Linked DNA regions of Homo sapiens: region 1 is linked to region 2. Evidence: read pairs that join two places in POLR2A ChIA-PET (ENCODE). Cell type or tissue: PC-3. All regions are shown on one strand. Links, peaks and the distances in the headings refer to the core of each region. The heading gives the core; the rest is flanking DNA.

Evidence for each region. ChIA-PET counts read pairs that join two places held together with the same protein. Peaks named below come from ENCODE experiments on the same cell type or tissue, not always from the same donor. Only the 100,000 strongest peaks of a DNase experiment are listed, where the experiment ranks them.
Region 1: POLR2A ChIA-PET joins it to region 2 with 12 read pairs; 2 of 35 experiments call an interaction of 5 or more read pairs at or near these places.

The regions. Positions count from the first base shown.
Region 1 is chr12:96,070,026-96,081,457 of GRCh38, forward strand. No RefSeq gene overlaps it. Among named protein-coding and RNA genes, the nearest start is that of TRD-GTC2-8, 40 kb to the left of the region's middle. RefSeq lists an enhancer at 1,232-1,732. In PC-3, for the core only: no CTCF peak of the experiment used is centred there; a DNase peak (open chromatin) is centred at 3,546.
Region 2 is chr12:95,729,648-95,737,647 of GRCh38, forward strand. All of the region lies in intron 3 of NTN4 (netrin 4), which reads right to left. LOC105369919 (a long non-coding RNA gene) reads right to left here and starts at 5,179. Exons shown (of 3, transcript XR_001749273.2): 1 at 1-5,179. RefSeq lists enhancers at 1,882-1,961, 2,172-2,231 and a silencer at 1,902-2,119. In PC-3, for the core only: no CTCF peak of the experiment used is centred there; a DNase peak (open chromatin) is centred at 3,704; H3K27ac peaks cover 651 bases.

The sequences.
Region 1 (11,432 bases), core at 3,433-11,432, 340 kb after region 2:
CTATCTTGTGACCATGAGGGGAGGTACCTGGTGGTTCAAAACTGCCCTGCTAAGTGAGAACGGAATAGGAAGGTTGTAAACAGCCCAAATCTTTCTTAACCTTGTTAAGCCATTGAGTTGACGAACTTTGCATCTGTCCTGTCTCAGGACTTCTTGTTAAGCAAGATGGTATATTTTTCATATCGTTTAAATATTTGGCCTTTAAATTTTCAGTAATAGTCCTTACAGTGATGGCTTTCAGACAGAAAATTAAAAATTTTAAAAAGTGCTATCCTAACTGATTCTCTCAATGTATTCAAGTGTAAAGAAATTACATGTCTAACCTCTCATGGAATTAGAGGGAAAAAATTTCATGTTATTTTAAGTATGTTCAGTTCTTTTATTAACTCATATTGGTTTCCCCCCTACTCCTTACCCTTGCAACCAAGATAATTTGCATCTAAGAGGTTTTATTCTGTTTCCACTGATATGTTTAGAAATTACTATATCTGAGGTGGGTATATTGGGAAAACATACACTACCACTCCTTTGCAGAAATGAGGGCTTATTGCAGCAGCTACTCGCCCTTGCAATGCTTCCTGCTTGGAAACTCGAAGGACTACATTGAGCAGGTGGAATAAAGTTGAATCGAAGGTTCAACTTACAAGCAGTCAGGAGGAGGTCTGCCCTGAAGCACTGTGCAGACTGGGACCTGCAGCAGGGCTGGGAGGGGGAGTGTCGAGGAAATGCCTTTTGCATGTCAATGGAGCCCCGTTGCTGTTCTGTGCTGCACAGCCACATGAGGTCATCCCAGATTAGAGGGTGCCCATGTCCAGGATCTTAAACCAATTACTTCCATCTCCATTGCTTCCTCTAAAGCCTCACTCTTAGTTCTACACAGTAATACTGCCTGGAAACTCCCCAAGGCCACCAAGCTCATACTAACAGGTTTGTGATGTGGGCAAACTCCTTACATGATCTCAAAATGAAAGAAGAGGCTGTTCACTGGAGGCAATAGCAAATCCCCTTTGTTCCTCTCTTGGCAGATGAGGGCCTTCGCTCTCTCCCTAAGGGTTCCGCCTGTCACCATCTGTGCACCCACTGTGGAAGGGCCAGCGCTAAGGTGAATTTCCATTTACTTCCTGCCAGCAGATGGCTCCTCCTTTTGGTCTCATCTTGAATTGTTTGCCAGACCAGCCAATTAGTCTCCTCACCCTTCCTGAAGCGTCCCAGGGAAGCAATATCATCACCAGCAGCCTATCATTATACCACGTCTTCTAAGCACCGTGATTCTAAATGCCTGCCGTGGAACAGAAGCTCATTCGCACATGGCTCTTTAACCCTTCCTTGAAAGACCTCAATTCAACATTCTCTCTCTCGCTCACACACACACACACACACACACAAATGCACACTCACACACAGTACCTACAACCTGATCCAAGATAGGAAACAAAATGACAGTATGCGGCATTCAATAATAAATTTAAAAATAAGACATAATTTCAGACAGAATGCAGAAGGAAAAACACAGTAACTATATTTTCTGATCCCCACTGAGGACACAATAAAAACTTTTTTTTAGGCCAGGCACGGTGGCTCACGTGTGTAACCCCAGCACTGTGGGAGGCCGAGGCGGGCGGATCACGAGGTCAGGAGGTTGAGACCATCCTGACTAACATGGTGAAACCCTGTCTCTACTAAAAATACAAAAATTAGCCTGACGTAGTGGCGTGTGCCTGTAATCCCAGCTACTTGGGAGGCTGAGGCAGGAGAATCTCTTGAACCAGGGAGTTAGAGGTTGAAATGAGCCGAGATCGCACCACTGCACTCCAGCCTGGCGACAGAGCAAGACTCCATCACAAAAAAAATAATGATACAAAAAAATTAATTAAATAAATAAAAATTAAAAATAAAAAAAAGTGGAGGGTTTTTTTTTTTTTTTTTTTTTGACAGAGTCTTGCTCTGTCGCCAGGCTGGAGTGCAGTGGCGCAATCTCGGCTCACTGCAACCTCCAACTCTCTGGTTCAAGAGATTCTCCTGCCTCAGCCTCCCGAGTAGCTGGGATTACAGGCACACACTACCACGTCCTGCTAATTTTTGTATTTTTAGTAGAGTCGGGTTTTACCATGTTGGCCAGGCTGGTCTTGATCTCCTGACCTCGTGATCCTCCCACCTCAGCCTCCTAAAGTTCTGGGATTACGGGAATGAGCCACTGCATCCGGCCAAAACTTTTTTTTTTTTTACCTTGTGGATTTGTTCATATGAAAGAAATCTTTTAAGGATATAAAATCAAATTGCACTGAGTTACATTTAACAAAGTATCTTTATCAGAAAAGAGTATATAGAATGACACTGGCAGGATTCTTCATCCCCGCAACCCAGGATGAATGATGACTTTCCAGGCTAGGCCAAGGAGATTCTCCCAGCGCTATTCTTAGAAACATCAACAAGGCCCTTGTGCACTTGTTTTAGGGTTTTTCATCTTCAGACATTCCTGCCTGATGCCTAAAGAAGACATATTATTCAGGGCATCCCATTTGAATACTGTATCTGCTCTGATGCTTGAGCAAAGTGTCTGTAAAGCTAGACAGAGGGGACAACTGCTTCCATCCATGGGGCAAGGGAGCAATGATGAGATGATGGAGGTTAAAGATATTTGTGAGGCAGACACAGCATCTGTGCAGAGGGGTAGAGGTATTTGTTTTTCCACTTTTCTGCTCTTGTTACCCTAACTTCCTTGTGTTCTGTGATTATTGCACATGAGCTGGAGTAGCAGGGGAGGTTCAGTTCCTTTTGGTGGTTGAGGTGGCAGGTAAGGAGGCATGGACACAGGACGAACCCCACTTTTGGGCAACCGCCACCCTGAGGCAAGGGTGGGAAAAGCTCACTTTCCCATAAATAATCACTGGGCTGTTGTCCTTCAGTATAAGTGAATATAAGCAAAGCCCCAAGAACAGTGCCTGGCACATAAAATGCAGTAGCTCAGGGTGGGCTATAACCACTTGCATCTTCTACAGCAGTGCCTTGTGCCAGCATGCCCTCAATAAACATTTGTTCAGTGAAGGACTGTACAGCTCTGTGCCACCTGGCAGCTCCAACTGTCCCAGTGGATCTTCCTCTTCCTTTGTTCTTTTCCTTGCAAACTTTGCAATAAAGGGGGCATTGGCCCAACAGTTAACTCCCAAATCTTGAACAAAGAGGATTACCCCTGCAACTCTGTTCCAAACTGGGAAGCTTCTGGCTTTGTGGTGAGCTAGGGACTGCTGAAAACAACTAGAGATTAAAAGAAGCTGGAACCAGCTGGAGAATAAAGAAAACTGCTGCAAGCAAGTCACTGCAGGAAGTACCAGTGGTCTCCAAAAATGCAGTTGCACCAGATTTTACATACAATAAGGAGGATTGGTCTCTCTAGACAGGAGAGAGTCAAGTGTTCCTCTGAGAAGGAACCAACTCCTGTAAATCAGGAAATCTCAGGCTCTCACTGGCCAAGGGGCAATGGGACACCTCCCCAAGGTGATTCATCGGCTCCCTCTGAACCCAGAAGCTCAAGCCCATTGTGCTCCTTTTTGTAGACTCTTCTCTTACCCTAGTCCCCAAGAATGTGCTCTGTGAGCAGGTTACACCCTTCACAAGACCCTTTCATGCCCTGTGACTCCCTTCCCCATTGTTTGCATAGTCTGGCAGCTTCTGCCACTTTCCCTGGTAAGCCCTGCCTTAAAGTGAACCCTCTTCTGTCAATCACCAGGGACTCATTTCATGCACACACCTGTCTTTCTGGAGCCGTTTAATCTATAGCCTTCAATCCTATAAACCAGTGAGAGATCTGCAATTAGGTTTGGAAACCAGTCTTGTCCACTGACTCAACTCAAGAATTGCTCTTTCCATTTCTCTCATTCCCCTCACTTCAGCCTCACAAGGGGCAGTTTGAGGGAGCCTCTCTATTTCTAAAGAGACAAATTTGAAATTAAATTTGCTTAATTAAAAATGTGAAAATTTAAAATTAAATTTAAATTGCTGACAGCCAACTGCTTCATGGGTACAGGGTTTTCTCTAGGGGCGAAGAAAATGCTTTGTAACCACATAGAGGTGGAAGTTGCACAATACTGTGAATGTACCAAATGCCACTGAATTGTACACTTTAAAATGGTTAATTTGGCCAGGCACGGTGGCTCACGCCTGTAATCCTAGCACTTTGGGAAGCCAAGGCGGGCAGATTGCTTGAGGTCAGGAGTTCAAGACCAGACTGGCCAACATGGTGAAACCCCATGTCTACTAAAAATACAAAAATTAGCCTGGCATGGTGGCACGTGCCTGTAATCCCAGCTACTCGGGAGGCTGAGGCAGGAGAATCACTGGAAACCAGGAGGCAGTGAGCTGAGATTGCACCACTGCACTCCAGCCTGGGCAACAGAGTGAGTGAGACTCTGTCTCAGAAAAAAAAAAAATAAGGTTAATTTTATGTTATGTGAATTTCACCTCAATTAAAAAAATTAAATCACTTTCCCCACCAAATATTTGCCCAGATGCTCAGCAAACAGGTTCAGGGAAATGCTCTGAATGGTGGAATGAGGAAATACCAAGGAGGAGCTGATGGGGTTTGGTCTCCTCACAGCCCCATTGCAGAGGCTGAGAGGGCAACAAGGAAGGGAGAGGAAGAACAGCCCGAGCCACCCACCTAGCAACAGATTCTGAACAGGAGAGAAAGTGTGTGGACTGGGGTGGGCTTCATCAGCTTGCCATTGAGAATAGAACTATCTGACATTTACCTATTACAGAACAACAACATTACTTTTTTTGCGGAGTCCCTTTGGTTGGGTTGATGACAACTGGCCATTCAGTTTCCCTGCATTAAGACGTTCATCCCATAAGCAAACAATGCTTTGAGTCTGGCAGCCAGCCCCTAGAAGAGTTCAAAGACTAGTGAATAAGACGTCAGCATTCACAGCGGGTTTCCTTTCACCTCTGCCTTCAGTAGAAACTTCTGGAGGCAGGCAAGGCACGATGGCTCACGCCTGTAATCCCAGCACTTTGGGAGGCTGAGGCAGGCAGATCACGAGGTCAAGAGATCGAGACCATCCTGGCCAACACAGTGAAACCCCATGTCTACTAAAAATACAAAAAAAATTAGCTGGGTGTAATGGTGCGCGCCTGTAGTCCCAGCTACTCGGGAGGCTGAGGCAGGAGAATTCCTTGAACCCGGGAGGCAGAGGTTGCAGTGAGCTAAGATCAAGTCACTCCAGCCTGGTGACAGAGCGAGACTCTGTCTCAAAAAAAAAAAAAAAAGAAAAGATAAAGAAACTTCCGGAGGCATTCTGTACCTGGGGTGGGGTAGTCAGAGAAAATAGATGATGCTTTGTTAAATGTAAGTTTTAGATAAAGAACAAGTACTTTTGAAAATAAATTGTAATTGACCAGTAAAAATGTATATATTTATGGTGTACAACTTGATATTTTGAAATATGTATACATTGTGGAAAGGATAAATTGAGATAACATATACATTACCTCACATACTTTTTTTTGTGGTGAGAACACTGAAAATCTATTCTCTTAGTGATTTTTAAGTATATAATATATTGTTATCAATTATAGTCATTGTTTGTACAATAGATCTCTTGGACTTATTCCTTTTATTGAACTCAAATTTTGTATCCTTTGGCCAACATCTCCCCAAACCCATTCTTTGGTAACCACCATTCAACTCTGTTTTAATGAGTTGGGCTGTTTTAGATTCCACACAGAAGTGAGATCACGTGGTTTTGGTCTTGCTGTGCCTGGCTTATTTTACTTAGCACAATGTCCTCCAGGTTCATTCGTGTTGTCACAAGTGACATAATTTTCCTCTTTTTATTTTAAGGCTGAATAGTATTCCATTGTATATATACATTTTCTTTATCCATACATCCATGATGGACACTTACTTTAATTCCATATCTTGGTTACTGTGAATAATGCTGCAATGAACATGAGACACAGATATCTCTTTGACATACTGACTTCATTTCCTTTGGATATACAATCAGTAGTGGGTAGCTGGATTGCACGTGCCTTCATCCATTTGTCCTGCTACCACAAAATACCTGACACTGGGTAATTGATTAAGAACAGAAATGTATTTTCTCTTTCTTTTCTTTCTTTTTCTTTTTTTTTTTTTTTTGAGATGGAGTCTCGCTCAGTCGCCCAGGCTGGAGTGCAGTGGTGCAATCTCTGCTCACTGCAAGCTCCACGTCCCGGGTTCATGCCATTCTCCTGCCTCAGCCTCCTGAGTAGCTAGGACTACAGGCGCCCGCCACCACGCCCAGCTAATTTTTTTTTTTTTTTTTTTTTTTTTTTTTTAGTGGAGACGGGGTTTCACTGTGTTAGCCAGAATGGTCTCGATCTCCTGACCTCGTGATCCACCTGCCTCAGACTCCCAAGGTGCTGGGATTACAGGCGTGAGCCACCGCTCCTGGCCAGAAATGTATTTTCTCACAGTTGAAGAAGCTCAGAAGTCCAAGATCAAGGCTCCAGCATTTGGTATCTGATGAGGACTGCTCTCTGCTTCCACAATCACGTCTTGTTGCTGTGTCCTTGTGGCAGAAGGAAGATGAGAGTAAAGCCTCCCCCTCAAGCCCTTTTATAATGGCCTGAATCTCATCCATGAAGGTGGGGCCCTCATGACTTAATCACTCCCCAAATGGTCCCACCTCTTGATATCACCACCATGGGGATGAAGTTTCAACATGAATTTTGGAGGGGACATATTCAAACCATAGCAATATGCCAGTTCCATTTTTAATTTTTTGAGACACCTCCATACTCATTTCCATAGTGGCTATACTAATTTACATTCTCACCAACATCATACAAGGAAGAACAAATACTTTGTAAGCATAAGTATGTCCTCCAATGCAATGTTTGGGACATAGTTATCCTTAAAAAAAAAAGTGTTCCTCCTTTATTTTAAATTCAAACTTAATGGAACACCCTGAATTTTGATTAGCCAAATCTGGCATCTCTGAAATTTTAGAAATTTCTACTGATGGATTTTCAGACTTTGTGGGTTTGGAGAACACTTTGTGTCCTCTGGGACATGCACCGCCCCACCAGCCTTTTCCTCTGTGGAATACTCAGTTTCCCAAATGACTGTGCAGCTTCAAATACCACAAGCCTCAAGTTTGTAACAAATGGCCTCAGGCCTGGTTTTATTTGCTGATACCCTGCTGGTGGCAGCGGTAGCCCCTGCAATTTACACCAGGTGGGAAACGGGCTGCAGCATCCAACCTTCCTAATGGAAACAGGCTGTGATCCAATGGAGTGTGAAAGGTGCTGAGCTCCACCCACTCCTCAGCAACCCGGTTCCTTAGGAAGAGCTCTCTGCGGGCAGGACCTGGTTCTGGGAGAAAACTTCCCGGAGTTGCTCAGAAGTTGGCCCTTCTGGATTTTGACATTTCCTCCCACCTTTGTTCTCCTGGGTTTTCTCAGGCCAAGGAGGGCTATGTGAGGAAGGAGTCAGCCCACAGCAGGGAGATCTTTTATAAACGGGAACCCAACAAGGCCAGATTATATGCCCATGGTGCCAAACTGGACTTTTAAATTATTATTATTATTATTATTATTAGAGACAGTGTCTTGTTCTGTCACCCAGGCTGGAGTGCAGTGGTGACATGATGGCTCATTGCAGCCTCAACTTCTTGGGCTCAAGCGATCCTCCCACCTCAGCCTCCTGAGTAGCTGGTACTACAGACTCGTGCCACCACACCTGCATGATTTTTAAATTTTTTGGAGAGATAGGGTCTTGCTATGTTGTCCAGGCTGATCTTGAACTCTTGGGCTCAAGTGATCCTCCTGCCTCAGCCTCCCAAAGCATTGGCATTACAGGTGTAAGCCACTGCGCCTGGCCTGGACAACTATTATTAATGCCCACTTGCCTCTGTTAAGACTTAAACTCAAATACTGGACGAAAGGAAGAAAAGAACTCTCTGTTGACTTCTAACCCTGGGAAATGACTGGCAAGAATGGTAATAAACAGCCCCTTTCCACTCCTCAAGTCCACCAGTCAGTTCCTTTGCTTCATTTACTTAAAGATGTAAAGGAGTTGGGGGGAAAAAAAAAGAGGGGGGGCTTGATCCTCATGGTGAGAACCACACACCCACACCCATCCTACCCTGCGAAGTTCAAACAACTGTGCTATAGGCTGGGACGGCAGGCTCGTTATGCATGTCTCCCTGGGCGGAGGCAGTCTGCCAGACCCCCGAAACACACAATACTTTGGCTCTTGGTCAAAAACACCAACATTCATTGCTGACAATATCCCCACCTACCACCGGTCCCTAGCCACCCCTTCCTGGAAAATGTGATGGAGGAGGGAGAGTCGGCCAACTCCAACACCACCTGGCCCTCAGCAGCAGACCTGGACGCTGGCCCGGAAGCAGCCCTGGCCCGTCCGTGGACAGCTCCTCGGGGGTGTGCATGGAGCAGCATATCCTTCTTCTCACAGCTTCAGCTTCCTGCAAGGCTGCGGAGTCACCTCTGTTGGCTTGGACCTCTCTGACCTCAGATGACATGGGAAACGGAGGCCAGTGGGTGAAATTGGGAGGCTGAGCTGTGATGTGCCACTATCCGGCATAGGGTGGGACACATTGTCCCTGAAAAGGGAGGCTAACTTCCCACCCCACCCAGCCACAGCACAGCCTTTCCAGGGGGAACCAACCCACCCCCTCTCCCCGTCTGGCTCTGAAAATGTGTGCCACATACTGTAGCCCAGTTGCTGTCGGAGGCAATTTGAACTCAACCAAGGAGCTGACACTCAGTTCTTTGTCTACTGCTTTAGGAAGTCTTAACTCCCTTTAGAATAGCTGGGTTTTGGAGGCTTTTTGGGGAGGGGACTGATAGATATAAAAGCATACTTTCAGAGGTTTGCTTACTAAACAATGTCATGCTGAAAACTCACAGTGATCCCAGCAGCCGCTAACTGAAATCATACACTCGAATCAATTTTTGCTAATCCAGAAATCTGGCAGACTTGTCCAGATCCCAAAGGAATAAGAATATAAATGTAATTTGGCTCATTCAACATGGTCCTTAAAAAGACTAAACAAAACAACCACTTATGTAGTAGGAGAACCTAATAATAAGACAGGCCTTCCTTCTTTGGTAGACTCAGTAACTGAATTTTCCTCTTGCACACAACTGTTTGGGACCATTAAGATTACCAAAGTGACAGAGAGAGACTCTATTTCTTCTCAGCTTTTCTGAGAACCTTTTTGGAGGGTCTCTTATGTATTAATATACCTCTGTCAAATTTCTCCTCAGCCTGGGGCCCCCTTCGGTGTTGCTCTCCCCCCGAGGAACACTCCAGGCTTCAGCTTAAATGTTCCTTCCTCAGAGAAACTTTTCCTGACCACCCCCTTCAACCATGGCTTAGCTTCTCCTGTTACGATTTTTTTTTTTAGATGGAGTCTCGCTCTGTCACCTAGGCTGGAGTGTAGTGGTACAAACTCAGCTCACTGCAACCTCTGCCTCCCGGGTTCAAGAGATTCTCCTGCCTCAGCCTCCTGAGTAGCTGGGATTACAGGCACGCACCACCACGCCCGGCTAATTTTTGTATTTTTAGTAGAGACGAGGTTTCACCATGTTGGTCAGGGTGGTCTCAAACTCCTGACCTCATGATCCACCCACCTTGGATTCCTAAAGTGTTGGAATTACAGGCCTGAGCCACCACGCCCAGCCTTCCTTTTTTTTCTTTTCTTTTTTTTTTTTTTTTTTGAGATAGAGTCTCACTATGTCACCCAGACTGGAGAGCAGTGGCACGATCTTGACTCACTGCAGCCTCAGCCTCCTGGGCTCAAGTGATTCTCTCATCTCAGCCTCAGTAGCATGGACTACAGACGCACTCCACCATGCCCAGCTAATTTCTGTATTTTCTGTAGACTCAGGATATCGCCATATTGCCTAGGTTGGTCTCGAATTCCCAAGCTCAGGAGATCCACCTGCCTCGGCCTCCCAAAGTGCTGGGATTACAAACACGAGCCACCACGTCCAGTCCACCTGTTACGATTTCTTGTTGTTCTTGTTACTGTTGGAGCACTTAACTACTAATGACATTTTCATCTTTAATTGTGTGATGATGCATTTAATGTATGCCTCCTTTCTAGACTATAAGCTCCATAAGAGCAATGTTATGGGTCAAGTTATTCCCCCAGCCTCCAAAAAAGATGTTAAAATCCTAACCCCTGGTACCTCAGAACATAACCATAGTTGGAAGTAGGGCCATTGCAAATGTAATTAGTTCAGATGAGGTCATACAGCAGAAGAGTGAGCACCTAGCCCAATATGACCAGTGTCTTTATAAGAAGACAGCCTTGCTGGGCACAGTGGCTCACACCTGTAATCCCAGCACTTTGGGAGGCCGAGGCAGGTGGATCACCTGAGGTCAAGAGTTCGAGACCTGCCTGACCAACATGGTGAAACCCTGTCTCTACTAAAAATACAAAAATTAGCTGGGCGTGGTGGTGTGCACCTGTAATCTTAGCTACTCAGGAGGCTGAGGCAGGAGAATCGCTTGAACCCGGGAGGTGGAGTCTGCAGTGAGCCAAGATCGCGCCACTGCACTCCAGCCTGGGCAACAAGAACGAAACTCCATCTCAGGAAAACAAACAAACAAACAAACAAACAAAAAAACCGACAGACTTGTGAAGATGCAGACATGTAGGGAGAATGCCATGTCATGACAAAGACAGAGACTGGAGTTACATAGTTGCAAGACAAGAAAAAGCAACAAAAGTTAGGAAGAGGCAGGAAAGATTCTCCTATGGCTTTCAGTGGGAGCATGGCACTGCCAACACCTTAGTCTTGTATTTCTACTCTCCAGAACTGTGAGACAATACATTTCTGTTGTTTTAAGCCACCCAGTTTATGGTACTTTGTTATAGCAGCTCTAGGAAATTAGAAAAAGCAAGGATGGTGTCTATTTTGTTCACTGCTGTACCCTCAGCATCTAACCCAGTGCCTAGCATGCAGTAGGTGCTCAATAAATATTTGTGAATGAATGAACAACAGCCTTGAGGATTCACCTTTGGAAAAACAAATCATTTCACCTTGGTTGCTGACTGTTCCTATGAGCCATTCACATGGTCTTGGTTTTTTTTGTTTTGTTTTGTTTTGTTTTTTTGAGACGGAGTCTTGCTCTTTCGCCCAGGCTGGAGTGCAGTGGCACGACCTCGGCTCACTGCAACCTCTGCCTCCCAGGTTCAAGCGATTCTCCTGCCTCAGCCTCCTGAGTAGCTGGGATTACAGGTGCACACCACCATACCTGGCTAATTTTTCTGTTTTTAGTAGAGACAGGGTTTCACCATGTTGGTCAGGCTGGTCTTGAACTCCTTACCTCGTGATCTGCCCACCTCAGCCTCCCACAGTGCTGGGATTACAGGCATGAGCCACCGCACCCAGCCTGTCTTGTTTTGTATTTG
Region 2 (8,000 bases), core at 1-8,000:
TGTGTGTGTGTGTGTGTGTGTGTGTGTATTTTAACCTTACGTGTCTTGTCACTAAAAATTTCCCTTGCAAGGGAGAATAAGGACTTAAATCACAGTTTATCTTCTACTGAATATAACTGTTTCAGGACAAATTGAAGTATGCTTCCAGCTATTACAAAATTGGCAAGACACAAATGAAATACCATGGAGACACGATTTGTGCACCAGAAGTCAGATATCTATCAGTAACCTCAGCTTTTCTCTTTCCATATAGCTTCCTTCTCCCCATGAACCCATTATATTAGCAGTGAAATTGGAAGGCCAGGTCTTCCAGACACAGAGATCTGACTCCAGGTTCCCAGCTATTCACAGATGGACCCAAAAATGTTATACTGAAAAGGAAGTATTCATGAGAAAATTTGCAAAGTGAGATATGCCTTGAATATTTGGGGAGTACTTTATAGTAAGAAAAAAGTCAAATATGAGTTATTCCTTCCCAAATTTATAGAACAAGTATTTCAAACCTGTTAGATTCATTTTTGCACTTTTACAGTGCCCCAATTTTGACCTAAATATATATGTTTTCTGGAAAAACATTCACTTTCTGGAAAGCATGTTCATGAAAAGTTAAATGAACAAATATTATATTTTGGAGACTCAACCTTACTTTCCCATTGGCTTCTATTTCACTTTTAGAGATGTCAGCTCTGATACCAACATTTTACCTCTCAGGTATTTTTATCCTTTCACCTCTCTGTGAAATAAAGGCCTATAAATAAATATCTAATTGTTCTGGGGAAACTCTTGAAAGGAACCCCACAGGAAATCCTTCCATGGGTGCCAAGATTATTTTAGAATGCCTCTGGTCCCAAAGTCTTCTTGTTTCCTAATCATCAGAAACAGTAATCCTGGGCAATTTTTTCCATTAAAAGAAAGTATATCTTACTGTGTGGAGAGAAAACACAGTCAAAACACTAACAATTTCCAGCCATGAACGTGAATTTGGCTTGCCCTTCTATTAGGAAATATGAGGTAGTAAATAAAGTAAAATCAACATTCTGTACACCTTCTATAGCACCTGTGGTTACTCAGTGCTAAGGGACTACCAGCAGAACTATGCCATGCTAACACAGGAGCACTGAAATAAGGATTGAGGATAGGCTCACACTAATTGTATCAAATTGGCAAGCTTTACATTTTGTTAATATTAGGAATATGTTGCACTCCTTTGGTGACAGGATTACCTATTCCTCCAGATCCTAATGTGACAAATTAAATGATAGAGGTTGCTGGTGCTTTTCATCAGCAGCAAAAATGATTTAGGGCTAGAGAGGGAAGTAAAGGATGGTAGATCCAGAAATTCCTCTTCCTAATAAAACCATAGATATCCATACCCCTCCAAAGATAGTCACTTCTAAATTATTTACTTTGTAGAATATCCAAAGTTTTTGCTTTTATTCTTTCTCTTTTTCTTCCCTTTGGAGCCATTTCACTAGTTGTTAATGGAAGAGAATCAATGCTAATTTCTGGTGACATTGAAATGTAGAGGACTTGGATAGTTTACCTATCCTTGTAAGAGCAGTCATACCTTCTAGGGTTATAGTAAAGATGGAGTGAAATAATGCAGAGGAAAGAACTTTATAAAATATAAAACAGCTAGGCCAGGCATGGTGGCTCACACCTGTAATCCCAGCACTTTGGGAGGGCAAGGTGGGCAGATCACCTGAGGTCAGGAGTTCGAGACCAGCCTGGCCAACATGGTGAAACCCCATCTCTACTAAAAATAAAAATTAGCCGGGTGTGGTAGTGGGCAACTGTAATCCCAGCTACTCGGGAGGCTGAGGCAGGAAAATCGCTTGAATCTGGGAGGCAGAGGTTGCAGTGAGCCGAGATTGCGCCACTGTGCAACAGAGTGAGACTCTGTCTCAAAAAATAATAATAAATAAATAAATCAGCTAACCTTTGGGGGTGAGAATTGTCTTTACTCTCTCACTTCCCTCCTTAGTTTAGATTCTGTGGTTATGATGATGATCAGTCCCTTGAACCCAGCCTCATCGCCCCTGCCCTCTCCAATCCTTTTTCCCCTCCCTCTCTTTTCTCTGTTCTTGGCACGATGTCAACCCTGGTTAGATCCAAGTCTTTCACAGTGCAACACCAACAAAAAGAGAATGGGCTTTAGTGTCTGACAGGTGAATGTAATTGTGGCTCTACCCTTCGTTCGTTTTGGGGAAGTCAACATTTTCAAGTCTCGGTTTCGCATCTGTGAAAGAAAATAATGATACTCCATGTAGTTGTTATGGAGATTAAATTCAATAATACTTGTAGCATGACAGCACAAGACCTGGCACATAGTAGGCATTCAGTAAGGGGTAACTGTTGTCATCAGTATTTATAATCCATGATAGTTTTTTTCTGTGCTAAAACCGAAAACTAATTTACAGATGTACATTTCCAAACATACATGCATGTTTTACCATATGAAGTATTTTAAAATCCTGATTTTATAGTCTAATTTAATAACTTTATTGTTTTTTAAATCTCCTGTTCGTTTCCTTAATACCTTAAAGATTGAAGAGCTTTCTTTTCTCTCCCTTTCTCTCTTTCTTTCTTTCTCTGTCTTTCTTTCTTTCTCTCCTTTCTTTCTCTCTCTCCCTTAAAATCCTGATTTTACAGTCAAATTTAATAACTTTATCGTTTTTAAAATCTCCTGTTCATTTCCTTAACATCTTAAAGATTGAAGAGCTTTCTTTTCTCTCTCTCTTTCTTCCTCTTTTTTTTTTTTTTTTTTTTTTCCAGACAAGAGTTTCGCTCTTGTTACCTAGGCTGGAGTGCAATGGCGCAATCTCAGCTCACTGCAAACTCTGCCTCCTGCGTCCAAGCGATTCTTCGGCCCCAATCTCCGGAGTATCTGGGACTATAGGCGCGTGCCACCACACCCAGCTAATTTTTGTATTTTAGTAGAGACAGGGTTTTACCGTGTTGGCCGGGCAGATCACTCCTGACTTCAGGTGATCCGCCTGCCTTGGCCTCCGAAAGTGCTGGGATTACAAGCATAAGCCACCGTACCCAGCCTGAAGAGCTTTCTAATGATACTTTTGGCTTATTCATAGAACATGAATAAAATCTAAAATAAATTTTAAAAAGAAGATGAAAACTGTAGCTTTAAATCTGTCCTTAATTTATAAAACATGACATATGATATATGAAAACATAAATACATGAATGAATGTATCCGGATTCCTTGGGAAACACTTTCATAATGAGACTATATGAATGATTCTAAAACCTGCCTTATACAGCTAGGTAGCTAAGGAACATTTTCCTCAAACCCCATTATATGGTTCCACAGATCTCAGCATTTACCCTCAGACTTAGACGCATCAGTCAAAATATTGACCATCTTTTAAAATAAGCTCCAAATTACAGGAGAAAAATCTGCCTTAACAAGTGCAGCTCAGGGCATTTAAATATTTCTCACAGTATTCTAAGGCCTCCATGTTATCCAGTGGATGATAATTGAATAAAATAATGAAACATTCCATATTCCCTCTTATTACCATTCATCACCCAACAGCTGTAAAATCACCAGCTGCTAGGAAAAAGAGAACTAAATTAGTCCTCTACAGCTGCAAAGAGAAAAAAGCTTAAGATCTCTTCACACAATTTCCGGGATTCCAGCAGGCTGGAGTCAAAGCACAGTTTTCCTTGCCACAAAACCCTCAGCCTTGTAAACATGTCAAACAGCACATAAGCTGTGATTTATTTTTGTCATTATTGGCAAAGAAGTGTATGAAGGAGAAGAGTAGAGGTAGCTGAGATAATACAATAGAATCATGACAGCAATGTAAGTAGTGTCTACCATATCCCGGGCACAGAGCATCAGACTTTTAAATCCTTACCATAACTACAAAAGGTAGATATTATCCTCATTTTATTAGAGAACTGAGGCTCAGTGAGACCAAGTAACTTAGTAAGTGCTGTGGTAAGTCAGATTTAGCTGTGTTTGGCTCCAATACCAGGGTCTTAATCATCACACAGTTCTGTCTTCCAGTAAAATAGACAGATGAAGGAAAACTGAACTGGTGAGACTAAGTGGAATGGATCTGGGGAGAAGGGGAAACATGGGGGGAAGGTGATGCTGTTTTAAAAGACACAGGAGGGGGCCGGGCATGGTGGCTCATGCCTGTAATCCCAGCACTTTGGAAGGCCGAGGCAAGCAGATCACTTGAGGTCAGGAGTTGGAGACCAGCCTGGCCTACAGGGCGAAACCCCATCTGAACTAAAAATACAAAAATTAGCCAGGCATGGTGGTGCATGCCTGTCATCCTAGCTCCTTGGGAGGCTGAGGCATGAGAATTGCTTGAACCCGGGAGGGGGAGGTTGCAGTGAGCCAAGATCACGCCACTGCACTCCAGCCTGGGTGACAGAGCAAGACTCCATTTCAAAAAAAAAAAAAAAAAAAAAGGAATGTATTAAGGTAAATGAGGCTCCTAGTTTGAATCTCTTTTCCTATTCTTTTCGATAGTTTAAGAAATAGGGTGCCATTTCCATTAACTTCCCTAATTTGCTATCATCAGCCATAAACAATTCTAGCCCATAAAATCAGGTTTCATTAATTACTCATTTTAGCAACAATATTAGCCACAGACGAACTGGCATAGTCTGTAAAGCAATGGTTTTCAAACTTTAGCAAGCATTAGAACACCTGGAGGGGTTGTTAAACATAGATTCTTAGGCCTCATCTCTAGAATTTCTGATTCAGTAGGTCTGGGGTAAGGTTTGAGAATGTGTATTTCTCACGAGTTGCCAGATGAGGCTGATGGTGCTGGTTCAGGGACCACATTCCACTGCTGCAAATAAAAACTGTGCTAAAAATTTAGATTTGTGTGCACATACCTATGATAAGCTGACCTGCAAAAGAACAGCATTTCTTAAGAAGCTACCTTCCATTCTGCAGGCACAATCAGATTTCAGTTCTTCTACAGCCGTGTACATAAAATAAATGGCGTCTAGAGACACACAAATGTGGGACAATTAATCTATGCCTATGTTCCTAATAAGGCAAAAGGCTATACTTTCAATGTGCAATATGCTCAGTGAAGCAATCATAGGAATTAAAACATCACATTCAGGCTGGGTGTGGTGGCTCACACCTGTAATCCCAGCACTTTGGGAGGCTGAGGCGGGTGGATCACCTGAGGTCAGGAGTTCGAGACCAGCCTGACCAACATGGAGAAACCCCATCTCTACTAAAAATACAAAATTGGCCAGGCGTAGTGGCACATGTCTATAGTCCCAGCTACTCTGGAGGCTGAGGCAGGAGAATCACTTGAACCAGGGAGGCAGAGGTTATGGTGAGCCAAGATCGTGCCATTGCACTCCAGCCTGGGCAACAAGAGCGAAACTCCATCTCAAAAAACAAAACAAAACAAAAACCACATTCAAAGGAGGCAACCATTTCCAAATTTAATACAAGCTCTTTTCTAATTCAGAAAAAAGTATAGATAAAAGTCAAATACACCCAAGCTTAGGGGTGGAAAAATCGAAAACCAGAATAATTCACATTTCCAACCGTGGCTGCTATTGGTCCAATTGCTTATGGGTTCTTTTTTCTTCTTTTTTCTTTTTTCTAAAGAGAATAGGGATAGCAAGAATTGTGATGGAACTGGATCCCTGGAAGTCAACATAGTCTTGGCCACTTAGGCTGTTTTTTACCCCCTACCTGGCCTTATCCACAGTTTTGGCTTGGCTTAGCTCCATTCAAACACATGCTTAGTAATGGCACTAGGGGCTGCTACCACTGCTGCACAAATTGAAATCAGTATGAAAATGGAATAGAAAGATGTCAGCAAACTAATATTATTTTAAAAGGAAATTGCTTCCAATTTCAAAGCAGCAGGAGATTAGTAAGAAAATGAGGTTTCCGTTCCATAGGGTTTTCTAGGATGGAGATGTCTCATTCTAACATCCTTTTGGAATGGAAAAACACTTACTGTATAGTCTCCTTTACTTGGTTATCCTGAACCTCTTTACAGGCTGATAATTTTCTTGCTGGCAGTATATTGTATAGAATAGTTGTATTTTAAGACTTCTTCAAAAGTGTCTGTTAGCTTTGAGTAATTATCCATTGTTGAATTTGGCAGAACAAAGAGAAACTTCTAGAATTTTTATCTTCAGCCTTAGAAAGTGTTGTTAACTCTGAAAGTTTATATTTAGAGGACTTACTTTAAAAAAAGAAAGTAATACTTTTAAATGCCTGCTCATGATTTTTTTTAAATTTTTATTTATTTATTTATTTATTTATTTATTTATTTATTTATTTATTTTTTTGAGACAGAGTCTTGCTTTGTCACTCAGGCTAGAGTGCAGTGGCACGATCTCGGCTCACTGCAACCTCCGCCTCCCAGGTTCAAGTGATTGTTGTGCCTCAGCCTCTCGAGCAGCAGGGAATACAGGCGCCCACCACTATGCCCAGCTAATTTTTGTATTTTTAGTAGAGATGGGGTTTTGCTGTGTTGGCCAGGCTGGTCTGGAACTCCTGACCTCAGGTGATCCACCCGCCTTGGCCTCCCAAAGTGCTGGGATTACAGGTGTGAGCCACTGTGCCCGGCCACCTGAAGTTTTTATAAGGCCCTTGAGAACTCTGGCACTTTGTTGTGGTTGATCAGAGCCATGCAGGTAGTCTCATAGGTCCTTCAGTCCACAAATATTGAGGGTCCACCCTGTGCCATGTTATGGGGGCCTCTGTCATTTTGCTCAGGACTCTACTCTGAGGTGGTCCTGTATGGCTTGGATTATAAGAGACAGTCGAGGAAACAAAAGATCTGCATGCTCTCCTTTCACAAATTCACTAAAATGTCATGGCAAAATATTTTGAGCACTCTACCTCACATAAACTTTCTAGTTCACAGTCTGGTAGGTTGACATGTCTCTAAATATTTGTTATTTTCTGATTGAATCCTACCTGAACCCAGTTAACTGAGATACACTAAATCATAGCACCCTTTATTTGAAACAATACTGTAGGATTTCAAAGATCCATCAGTGTCTAGAAACTAGCAGGTATCTGTTGAATGAATGCTGCATTTTCTTCAACTCTGGGAGCCTGGATTAACTTCTACAAGTAATAGCACTGTTTCTATTTTGGTTACTTTCTGGCTACTGTCCTAGTCATTTTAGTTACCCTGATGCTGCCCCAGCGACTCAGCCCAGCCAGCACAAACTGTCCTGCTGGCTAACTGGATCATGGCTGCTGGTGGCCTATCGTATACTAGGGCTGAGAGAAAGAAGAAAGAATAGGGATGTCTATCCTTTAGGAAATGCAGTAGCATATTCTGCAGCCTTTTCCATTTTATTCATTTTGCTTTGGTTTGCTCAGAAGTATCAGAGCAAAATAGAAAATCAAATAATTGGAGCGCTCATCCTTATTTTCTCCTTGCCCAATCCCCATCCATAGTCTCTGGATGTGTCCCAACAAGGTGCTTACTGCTGAGCCACTCTGTATCTTTTCTGGAAGTCGGGGAGGTAAGGACAGATAAACAATGACACTAATTTTTCATCATCTCCCTATTCCTATGTTGCTATCATTCAACCAAACACCTACTGAGCACCTACTTCTGGCCCAGGTAATACACTTGGTCCTGAGGATACAAAGATCATACAGTTCCTCAGAGAGTTCGTGGTCTCCTGGGGGATGCAGAGAAGTAAAAATTCAGAGGAAAGCCCAGGAGATGTGTGAACCTAGAGGAAAGAGAGTTTAACTCTGCCTTAGGTGAAGAGGGGGTCAGTCCTCTTCATGGAGGAGAATTTTTATTCATTCTGCTGGCTGGACAGCAAAGATACCAGGCATAAAATCGAGGTTCTTATTTTTCCAACTTTAAAATCTACTCCACAATGGTCCCCATTTACTGTCAAAGCTGGCTTGTGTGTGATAATACCACTAATATAATCATGCCATCCTCTCACTCCTGCTCACTTTACACTTTATATCTGAAGGTCACAGTACTAAAAACTGGCATGGG